Linked DNA regions of Homo sapiens: region 1 is linked to region 2. The links are chromatin loops, found by intact Hi-C in ENCODE. Cell type or tissue: Calu3. All regions are shown on one strand.

What was found. Peaks named below come from ENCODE experiments on the same cell type or tissue, not always from the same donor. Only the 100,000 strongest peaks of a DNase experiment are listed, where the experiment ranks them.
Region 1: a loop joins it to region 2, with 2.2 times the contacts of the local background. A loop is called at or near these places in 8 of 110 quality-filtered maps.

Annotation. Positions count from the first base shown.
Region 1 is chr3:38,997,669-39,002,668 of GRCh38, forward strand. All of the region lies in intron 2 of SCN11A (sodium voltage-gated channel alpha subunit 11), which reads right to left. Among named protein-coding and RNA genes, the nearest start is that of SCN11A, 52 kb to the right of the region's middle. In Calu3, a CTCF peak has its summit at 2,469; no DNase peak of the experiment used is centred here.
Region 2 is chr3:38,659,788-38,664,787 of GRCh38, forward strand. No RefSeq gene overlaps it. Among named protein-coding and RNA genes, the nearest start is that of SCN5A, 13 kb to the left of the region's middle. In Calu3, no CTCF peak of the experiment used is centred here; a DNase peak (open chromatin) is centred at 2,964.

The sequences.
Region 1 (5,000 bases), 340 kb after region 2:
AATGAGACACTTAGTAAATGTTTGTTGAATGGCTAAGTTAGTGCTTGAATAATGGAGATAAATGAATGTGGAATCTCCATGTTCATCTCTAATTTTCCATCTCCAAAGATTCAGAAAGGAGCATAGGCCTTAGACAATGGGGCTTTCCCCACCGTCTGCAGTATCACATAATACCTGTAAGTATTTATCATGAATACCAACCAATGCCTGTTAAGGTACATGTTTATGGATTAATACTTTTAATTCAAGATATCCTCACTTGGGACAATGAAGGTGCATACTGATAGGAGAGAATCCGATTTTAAAAATAAATGTATTAAATATCTATAACTTAAGGATGAGAAGAAAAGGATTTTCATAATCCCCTTCCAAAAACAGAGGGATTCTTTGCTTTAACAACTCCCTCCCATAAAAAAGAAGTCTTGCTTTTTAAACATGGAACTTCTCCCAAAACTGATTAGAATGAGACTCACTTTATAAATATTTACATGTACTGTTTTTCAGAAATATGACTACTACGTTAAGGGAAGGAAGAACAAACAGTTATCTCTGCAGCTGAATTTCTCACGAAGTCCAGAGGGCAGCTTTTATGAGCCATCCCAGCATTTCTGTGATTTAAGTTTGAAGCAAGCAGATGTAGCCATCATAGGAAAATGTCATTCCTCTTGGAGGAAGAAGCTGGATGAGTGAGTCTGGAATCGGGTTTGCAATCTCCACTAACCAAACACATAGCAGCACTTCTATGATGCTTTTATGTCTAGTGGGCTTTGTAAGCTCTTATAAGGTAGAATTAAGGAGTTACTAGTTCAACCATTGTGGAAGTCAGTGTGGTGATTCCTCAGGGATCTACAACTAGAAATACCATTTGACCCAGTCATCCATTACTGGGTATATACCCAAAGGATTATAAATCATACTGCTATAAAGACACATGCACACATATGTTTATTGCGACACTATTCACAATAGCAAAGACTTGGAACCAACCCAAATGTCCAACAATGATAGACTGGATTAAGAAAATGTGGCACATATACACCATGGAATACTATGCAGCCATAAAAACTGATGAGTTCATGTCCTTTGTAGGGACATGGATGAAGCTGGAAACCATCATTCTCAGCAAACTATCACAAGGACAAAAAACCAAACACCACATGTTCTCACTCATAGGTGGGAATTGAACAATGAGAACACATGGACACAGGAAGGGAAACATCACACACCGGGGCCTGTTGTGGGGTGGGGGGAGGGGGGAGGGATAGCATTAGGAGATATACCTAATGTTAAATGACGAGTTAATGGGTGCAGCACACCAGCATGGCACATGTATACATATGTAACTAACCTGCACGTTGTGCACATGTACCCTAAAACTTAAAGTATAATAATAATAATTTTAAAAAAGCCTATTTAAGGATAATTATTCCTGGGAAAAGTCTACTTAACATGAATCCACTTAAATGGGAAGCAACATTTTACAGCAAATAATGGAGGTAAGGGAGAGTGTGGATTGAAGCTTTAGCTTTAAAAGAACTAAAAATTATAATACTACATTTGTTTTCTTTTACATGTAACCACTTTTGATTATCATTGCAACTATAGACGAATTCTTAGGACAGGAAGTTGAATCAAGACTCATTTTGGTGTGCTTTTTTTCTAAAAAACAAAATTGTAAGGTGGCAAAATATGGCATCCATCATTTCTCATTTGACCTTCATATCAAGATTTTAAAGAAGGTAAATTTTGCAAAATAATCAAGGACTTCACTTTTCTCCAGGACCTCTCCTAACCCTTTGAATTTCTAATTATCCCCTTTTGAAGACTCTATTATGTCATCATCTTTGTTAATTTTCTCTTCTTCAATTGTAATCAAACTCTGCCAGACCCTCATTTCTTGGAGGCATTCTAATAATTATTCCATCAGTCCTCCTCCATTGCTTTCATTATCTTAGTGAAATCCTTCATGTTTGTGAGATTGGCAGTTTCACCTTGCAATTTGTCAGCATAATAATCACAGTAAAAACACCTGACAATAATAGTGGGTGGGAGTAGATGCCAGTGTTAAGCCAGAGGGAGGTGTGAGTGGAGACTAGCTTTATAAGGTTCTGTTAGTGAACATTTCGTGTTGGGATGACCTTTGCTTCCCAACTTATAATTATAGGTACTCCAATAGTAAATACTCTGAAAATGAGGTTCCCCTGCACTCAAAAACAGGAATTAGCATTGCAGGTTCTTGGTGAAAGTACTAATTGGAAGAAGTGTGATGATGGATATAGCACCTGGAAAGGTGATCAGCTGTAACCTATGCATGCTGGCTGAGGAACTGACCAATACCCCCTCAGGCTTGGCTCTCAGCTCCTGTAGGTTTGAGCCCTAAAATGTGGTCAACACCTGAAGCTAGAATACTGAAAAGATAAAGTAACACAAATATCTGCTTTGTAGCTACTGCCATCTAGTGACTTTAAACTTCATTTCCAATTTGATGTTTGTTAACATCATAACCAACTCTAGGGGGCAATACATTGCATGTAGTCTGTGACTTGGATGGCTTAGCTTAGCTTTGTAAGAGCTGACAAGACTTAAAATCCTTTCCCCCTGTTGGGAGTCTGTTCGGAAGTCTTTGATTTGTGTCTGGGTTGGTGTGGACTGGGTAGAGCTTGGTTTTACAAGTCCTCAAGGTATGCATGATGATTCACTCTTGGAATAAGGCTTGTTCTTTCATCTCCTGACTTTGCACATGTTCTTTACATTGTTGACCTACTCTCCAGCTTCTCTTCCACTCAATCAGCAAACTGTTCTTAAAAATCAAATTCAAATATACCCTCTAGAAGGGCGTTCTCAACTCCCCCCTCCCCAAACTTGTTCTTACTTTCTTCTGTGCTTTTAGATCAAGTTTTACTCAGTTCTGTTACATTTACCACATGCAACTTAATTATTTAATAGTCCTTTCTTCCTCTAAACTCAAGATTTTGGGGTGCAACTGTTACGGTTTGATCTTATTAGCATGTATTTCATTCACTACCTAGCACGTTGAAGATAATCACTGAACATTTATTAAATTAATTTTTTTAAATACCGTGATTGGCTGGGTGCAGTGGCTCACTCCTGTAATTTCAGCACTTTGGGAGGCCAAGGCGGGTGGATCACTTGAGGCCAGGAGTTTGAGACCAGCCTGAGTAACATGGCGAAACCTTGTCTCTACTGAAAATACAAAAAATAGCTGGGCATGGTGGTGTGCGCCTACAATCCCAGCTACTCAGGTGGCTGAGGCATGAGAATTGCTTGAACCTGGGAGGCAGAGGTTGCAGTGAGCCATGATCATGCTACTGCACTCCAGCCTGAGTGACAGAGCAAGACTCTGTCTCAAAAAACAAAAACAAAAACAAAATCCACGATTATGCCAAATGGTTCTTGGTTTCACCAAGGTTACATTAACCTCCTAAACTCATTTTTTTAGTGAGGTAAAATTCACCATTTTAACCATCTGAAAGTGTACAATTCAGTGGCTTTTGATATATTCACAATATTGTGCAACCATCACCACTTTATAATTCCAGAACATTTTCATCACCCCTCAAAAAAAACTCCATATCCGTTACAAAGCTGATCTCCATTCTCTCCAGTCCCCAGCCCTTGGCAATCACTAAACTACTTTCTGTCTCTATGAATCTGCCTACTCTGGGCAAATAAATACGATTATATAATATGTGGTCTTTTGGCTTCTTTCACTCAGCAAAATGTTTCTTTTCCAAGGTTTATGCATGTTGTAGCATGTATCAGTATGTCATTCCTTTTTATGGCCAAATAATATTCTATTGGATGTATATAACACATTTTGTTTATCCATTCATCAGTTGATGGACATTTGGATTGTTTCTACTTCTACATCTATGTTTTCTTCTAAGAGTTTTATAGTTTTACTTCTTACTTTTACGTCTTTCATCCATTTTGAATTAATTTTTGTGTATGGCGTGAAGTAGGGGCCCAACTTTATTCTTTTCTATGTAGCTATCTAGTTGTTACCAGCAGCATTTGTTTAAAACAAACAAACAAACAAACAAACAAACAAAACACTATTATTGGCCGGGCGCAGTGGCTCACGCCTGTAATCCCAGCACTTTGGGAGGCCAAGGTGGGCGGATCACGAGGTCAGGAGGTCGAGACCATCCTGGCTAACACGGTGAAACCCCGTCTCTACTAAAAAAAATACAAAAAATTAGCTGGGCGTGGTGGCGGGCGCCTGTAGTCCCAGCTACTCAGGAGGCTGAGGCAGGAGAATGGCGTGAACCCGGGAGGCAGAGCTTGCAGTGAGCCTAGATGACGCCACTGCACTTCAGCCTGGGCGACAGAGTGAGACTCCGTCTCAAAAAAAAAACAAAAAAAAACTATTATTATTTCCCCATTGAATAGTCTTGGCACACTTGTCAGAAATCAATTGACCATAGATGTATGAGTTTATTTGTGGACTCTCAATTCTATTCCATTCAGCTATACATCTATCTTTATGCCAGTACCAAACTGTTTGATTACTGTAGTTTATAATAACTTTTGAAATTTGGCCAGTGATTCCTAACCTGAAAAGTTCAAACAAGTCCAAATGAGAAACAAATATTGTGATTTATTTTGTCTATAATATGACCCACAACCAGTGCTTTAATAAATTCTCCTTACATGAGCTTTGTGCAAATGGACTATGTTTGTGAAGTAAAAAGAGCTGAGTTTCACCATCTTGAATGATTTATACAAGCAAAAGGCCAAAGGCAAAAAGGAACAGGAAAACATACACAGTCCAGGAATTTGCTGGCTTCTAAGAAGGGATTTGTATTTCTACAAGTTTTGTAACTGAAGGTTCAAAACCATTTTACCCAGATCACACAAACCATGGAGGCTCCAACTGACATCAAGGGTATGTAAGATGTGAGGAGACAGATGTAGTACAATTCTTCACCCTTCTCTGTATCCATACCCTTTGCCATGTGGCTTTGCAGTTTCTAGCA
Region 2 (5,000 bases):
TCCTTCTAGTGCACCTTTCTGTACCCAAGCCAGAAGGCTAGCAAGTAGATTTCCCAGACTCCTTTGCAGACAGAGTTCTGGATTTAAATTTAGATTCCACCAATTAGATGTGCTGGCATGAGATTTGAATAGCAGTTTAAAGCAGAAATCATCTTCCTACTGTTTTGGCTGTTTCTCCTGGCAAGCATAGTAGAGATGTTGGGCTTTTCTATATCAGTATTCCAGTGACCTGTGACTAGATTTATGAGTATAAAAAAATAATATGTAGCAAGTGTAATGGCTTTCTTATCATGGTGAATTCTCCCTTCATTTTTTGAAGCACTCTCTTGGAAGTCAAACATCATGTAGAAAGTCTGATCACCATGCTGTGAGGAAGCTCAGGACTGCCATAGGTAGAGAGATAGTCCATGTGAAAGAGCGATGAGATGCCAAGATCGGAGTAAAGCATTCTTGGATATTCTAGCTCATCCTAACCAACAGCTGAATTCAGCTGAGTGAATGACCCTGGCTATTGCCACATGCAGAAAAAGAACCACTCAGCTGAGCCTGCCCAGGTTCCTAACACACAAACTTATGAGCAAATTAGAAGGTGTTTTTTGTTAGTTTGTTTTTGTTTTGTTTTTTTTTGAGACAGAGTCTTGCTCTGCCACCCCGGCTGGAGTGCAATGGTGCGATCTCGGCTCACTGCAACCTCCACCTCCCGGATTCAAGCAATTCTCCTGCCTCAGCCTTCCAAGTAGCTGGGATTACAGGCACCCGCCACCATGCCTGGCTAATTTTTTTTTTTGTATTTTTAGTAGAGATGGGGTTTCACTATGTTGGCCAGGCTGGTCTCAAACTCCTGACCTCAGGTGATCCACCCGCCTTGGCCTCCCAGGGTGCTGGGATTACCAGTGTGAGCCACCGTGCCCTGCCTAGAAGGTAAGTTTTTAAAGCCCATTAAATTTTGGGATAGATTGTTGCATCTCAATAGACAACTAAAACACTGATCGTTGGATTAAAGCTGTTATAATTATTACGTTTTTAAATGGAGACATAATTTACATGGGGTAATGTTTAAAGTGTACAACTTGGTAAATTTTGACATATGTATACATCCATAAAATTGTTACCACAATTAAGATAGTGAACATATACATTACCTCCAATAGTTTCTTGTGCCCCTTGCAATCCTTCCCTCTTGTCCCTTCCTGTATACCCACCTCCTCACCCCTGTCACCAGGGAACCACTGATCTACTGCCCTTGCTTTCTGATACTACAAATTAGTTTGTATTTGTCTGGAGTTTTCAATAATGGGATAATTATTATTATAATTTTTCATCTGGCTCTTTTAAGCATAATTATCTTGAGATTCATTCCTGTCATTTTATGTATTGATAGTTCATTCTTTTTTATTGCTGAGTAGTATTTCATTGTATGGTTGTGTCACAATTTGTTTACTCATTCAACTGCTGATGGACATTTGGGTTGTTTCTAGTTTTAGCTCTCATAAATAAAGCTTCCATGAACATGGAACATGGTGCTTCCAAAGCACCATGATAAGAAAGCCATTACACTTGCTACATATTCACATGCAAATCTTTGTATGAACATAGGCTTTCATTTCTGTTGGGTAAATATCAAGGAGTGAAATGGCTGGATTGTACAGTAGAGGAATGTGTAAATTTTTGAGAAATCATAAAACTATTTTCTAAAGTGGTTACACCATTCCCACCAGCTGTGGCAAGTTCCACTTCCTCCATTACCTCCCCAAAACTTGGTCTGGTCTGGTCAGTTTTTTAAAAGTTTAGCTAAGTGTTTAATAGTATATCATTGTGATTTTAATTTGCACTTTCCTAATGACGGATGATGTTGAGCATCTTTTTGTGTGCCTGTTTATTATCCTGGTATCTACTTTTTGAAGTGTCTGTTCAAATTTTTTGCCCATTTTAATATTAGATTGTTATTTGCTTATTATTGAGTTTTGAGAGTTCTTTATATATTCTGAATCATTTATCAAATTTGTGTTTGCAATTTTTTCCCAGTATGTGGCTTATCTTTCTTTTTTTTTTTTTTTTACAATGTCATGGACTTCTGGTTTCAAAATGGCAGCATAAGTTCAAGCTAGCTTCACTGTCCTCCCCACAACAGAAAACCAAACCCAAATTATACAGTGCTAGGATTATCACCAGCAATATCCCAGAGCTCAGATATGAGAATGAGTCAATTCCTGGGGCCACAAAGAAGTGAAAAGACTCCAAGCAGACAGTAGTAGAACCAGATTTTCATATCTGCAATGCCCCTTTCCCCAAGCTGCCGAGCAGCAAGCATGCAAAATTCCACCCCCTCCTAACTCATAATTTTTTTTTTTTGAGAGAGTCTTACTCTGTCACCCAGGCTTGAGTGCAGTGGCACGATCTTGGCTTGTTGTAACCTCTGCCTCCTGGGTTCAAGTGATTTTCATGCCTCAGCCTCCTGAGTAGCAGGGACTACAGGTGCAGACCTTGATAATTTTTGTATTTTTAGTAGAGACGGGGTTTCACCATGTTTGCCAGGCTGGTCTCAAACTCCTGACCTCAAGTGATCCACCCACCTTGGCCTCCCAAAGTGCTGGGATTACAGGTGCCAAATCAGTTTCTACATTGGGAAAAGTGATACTAACGTGGGTAACCAGCTTCCCCACTTTCTAGATTCCCTGGCAGGAGCTCTGTCCATGCCTCAACCCACAGGAAGTAGCATGAGTGCCTAAAGGTGACATATTCCTGAGGACAGCAAGAGACAAAGTGGGGAGGCAGGATTATCACCCCTGGCTCTAGAAAATTTGCTTTGTAACTTAGCCGAAGGAGATGGCAAATGGGAGTGGTTGTTCAGCAGCAACACACTGTAGGAGGTACATTCCACAGGTCCTCTGGGCACAGACCGCTTGTCAGCTTTTCCACATTGCTGAATATCGCCTTTGGAGCCTCTTCCTGACTGGCAGCTCTCTGATTACTTGCTAGAGCTGAGGCAATCCTGGGCTTAAGGTGCCATCTAGTGCCAAAAAGGAGGCAGTGACCTAGTAGAAAAAAAGAAATTCAACAGGTAGATTATGAAGAATGTCTAAGTAAATATACCCAATAAGAACGAAAGCAAGTCATACAGAGAATACTGGAGTAAGTTACTAATCCTTCAATGTGAAAACAGTTGTATACAGGGAACTATGACCTCTGCAAATGGACAAAGCAAAGAAACAGTGACTGACCCTAATGAGACAGTGATATGTGAGCTCTCTGACCAAGAATTCAAAATAGCAATTTTAAAGAAACATAGTGGTCATCAAGATAACACAGAAAAAGAATTCAGAGATTTATCAGAGAAATTTAGTTAAGGCATTGAAATAAATTTTTAAAAATCAAACAAATCTTGGAATAGAGAAATACACTTGCTGAATTGAAAAATTCACTGGAGGTTCTCAACAGCAGAATGAATCAAGCAGAGGAAAGAATCAGTGAACCCACAAACAGGCTATTTGAAATGACATGGTCAAGGGAGAAAAAAGGAAAAAGAATAAAAAGGAATGAAGATTTCCTACAAGATATAGAGAATTACCTCAAAGGCCAAATCTAATAATTATTGGTGTTCAAGAGGGAGCTGAGCAAGGGCAAGGGGTATAAAGCATATTCAAGCAAATAATAATGGATTATTTTCCAAAACTTGAGAAAGATATAAATATCTAGGCACAGAAAGGTCAGAGAGCACCAAACAGTTTCAACCCAAACAAGACTACCTCAAGGCATATAATAAGCAAAATCTCAAAGGTCAAGGACAAACATAGGATTCTAAAGGCAGAAAAATAGAAGAAGCAAATTATATATAAAGTAACTCCAATTCATCTGGCAACAGACTTCTCAATGGAGACCATACAGTCTAGGAGAGACGGAACGACGTTTTCAAAGTGCTGAAAGAAAACAACTGCCACCCAATAATACTCTATCCAGAAAAGTGATCCTTGAAATATGAAATAGAGATGAAGTCTTTCCCAGACAAATAAAAGTTAGATAATTCGCCATCACCAGACCCATCTTACAAGAAATGCCAATGGAAACCAAAAAAGAGCAGGAATAGCTATACTTACATCAGATAAAACAGACTACAAAGGGATCAATACAGCAAGAGAATATAATAATTACAAATGTCTATGCACGCAGTACTGGAGTACCCAAGTATGTAAAGCAAACATTAATAGATCTAAAGGGAGAGTTAGACAGCAATACAATAATAACAGGGGACTTCAATGCCCCATTCTCAGTAATGGACAGATTATCTAGACAGGAAAACAACAAAGAAACACCAGAGTTAAGGCACATACTATACAAAATAGGCCTAATTGACAGTTAAAGAACATTTCACCTAATTGCTGCAGAATACACATTCTTTTCATCAGTACATGGAACATACTCCAGGATAGGCCATATTTTAGGCCACAACTCAAGTCTCAACAAATTAAAAAAAGTGGAATTCATACCAAGGATAATTTCTGACCACAACTGAGTAAAACTAGAAATCAATAACAAGAGGAACTTTGGAAACTACGCAAACACATCAAAATTAAACAACATGCACCTGAATTAAAATTAATTAACGTTAATTAATTTTAGTTAATTAAAATTAATTAAAAGGGAATTAAAAAATTCCTGGAAACAAATGAAAATGGAAATACAACATACCAAAAAGATGAAATACAGCAAAGGCAGTACTAAGAGAGAAGTTTATAGCAATAAATGCCCACATCAAAAAAGTTGAAAGACTTCAAATAAACAACCTAATGGTGCACCTTAAGGAACTAGAAAAACAAGAACAAACCAAACTCAAAATTAGCAGAAGGGAAAATAAAAATCAGAGCATAAATAAATAAAATTAAGACTAAAAAATTTATAAAAGATGAATGAAATAAAAAGTTGGTTGTTTGAGAAGATAAATAAAATCAACAAACCTCTGGCTAGATTAACAAAAAAAGGAGACCCAAATAAATACAATCAGA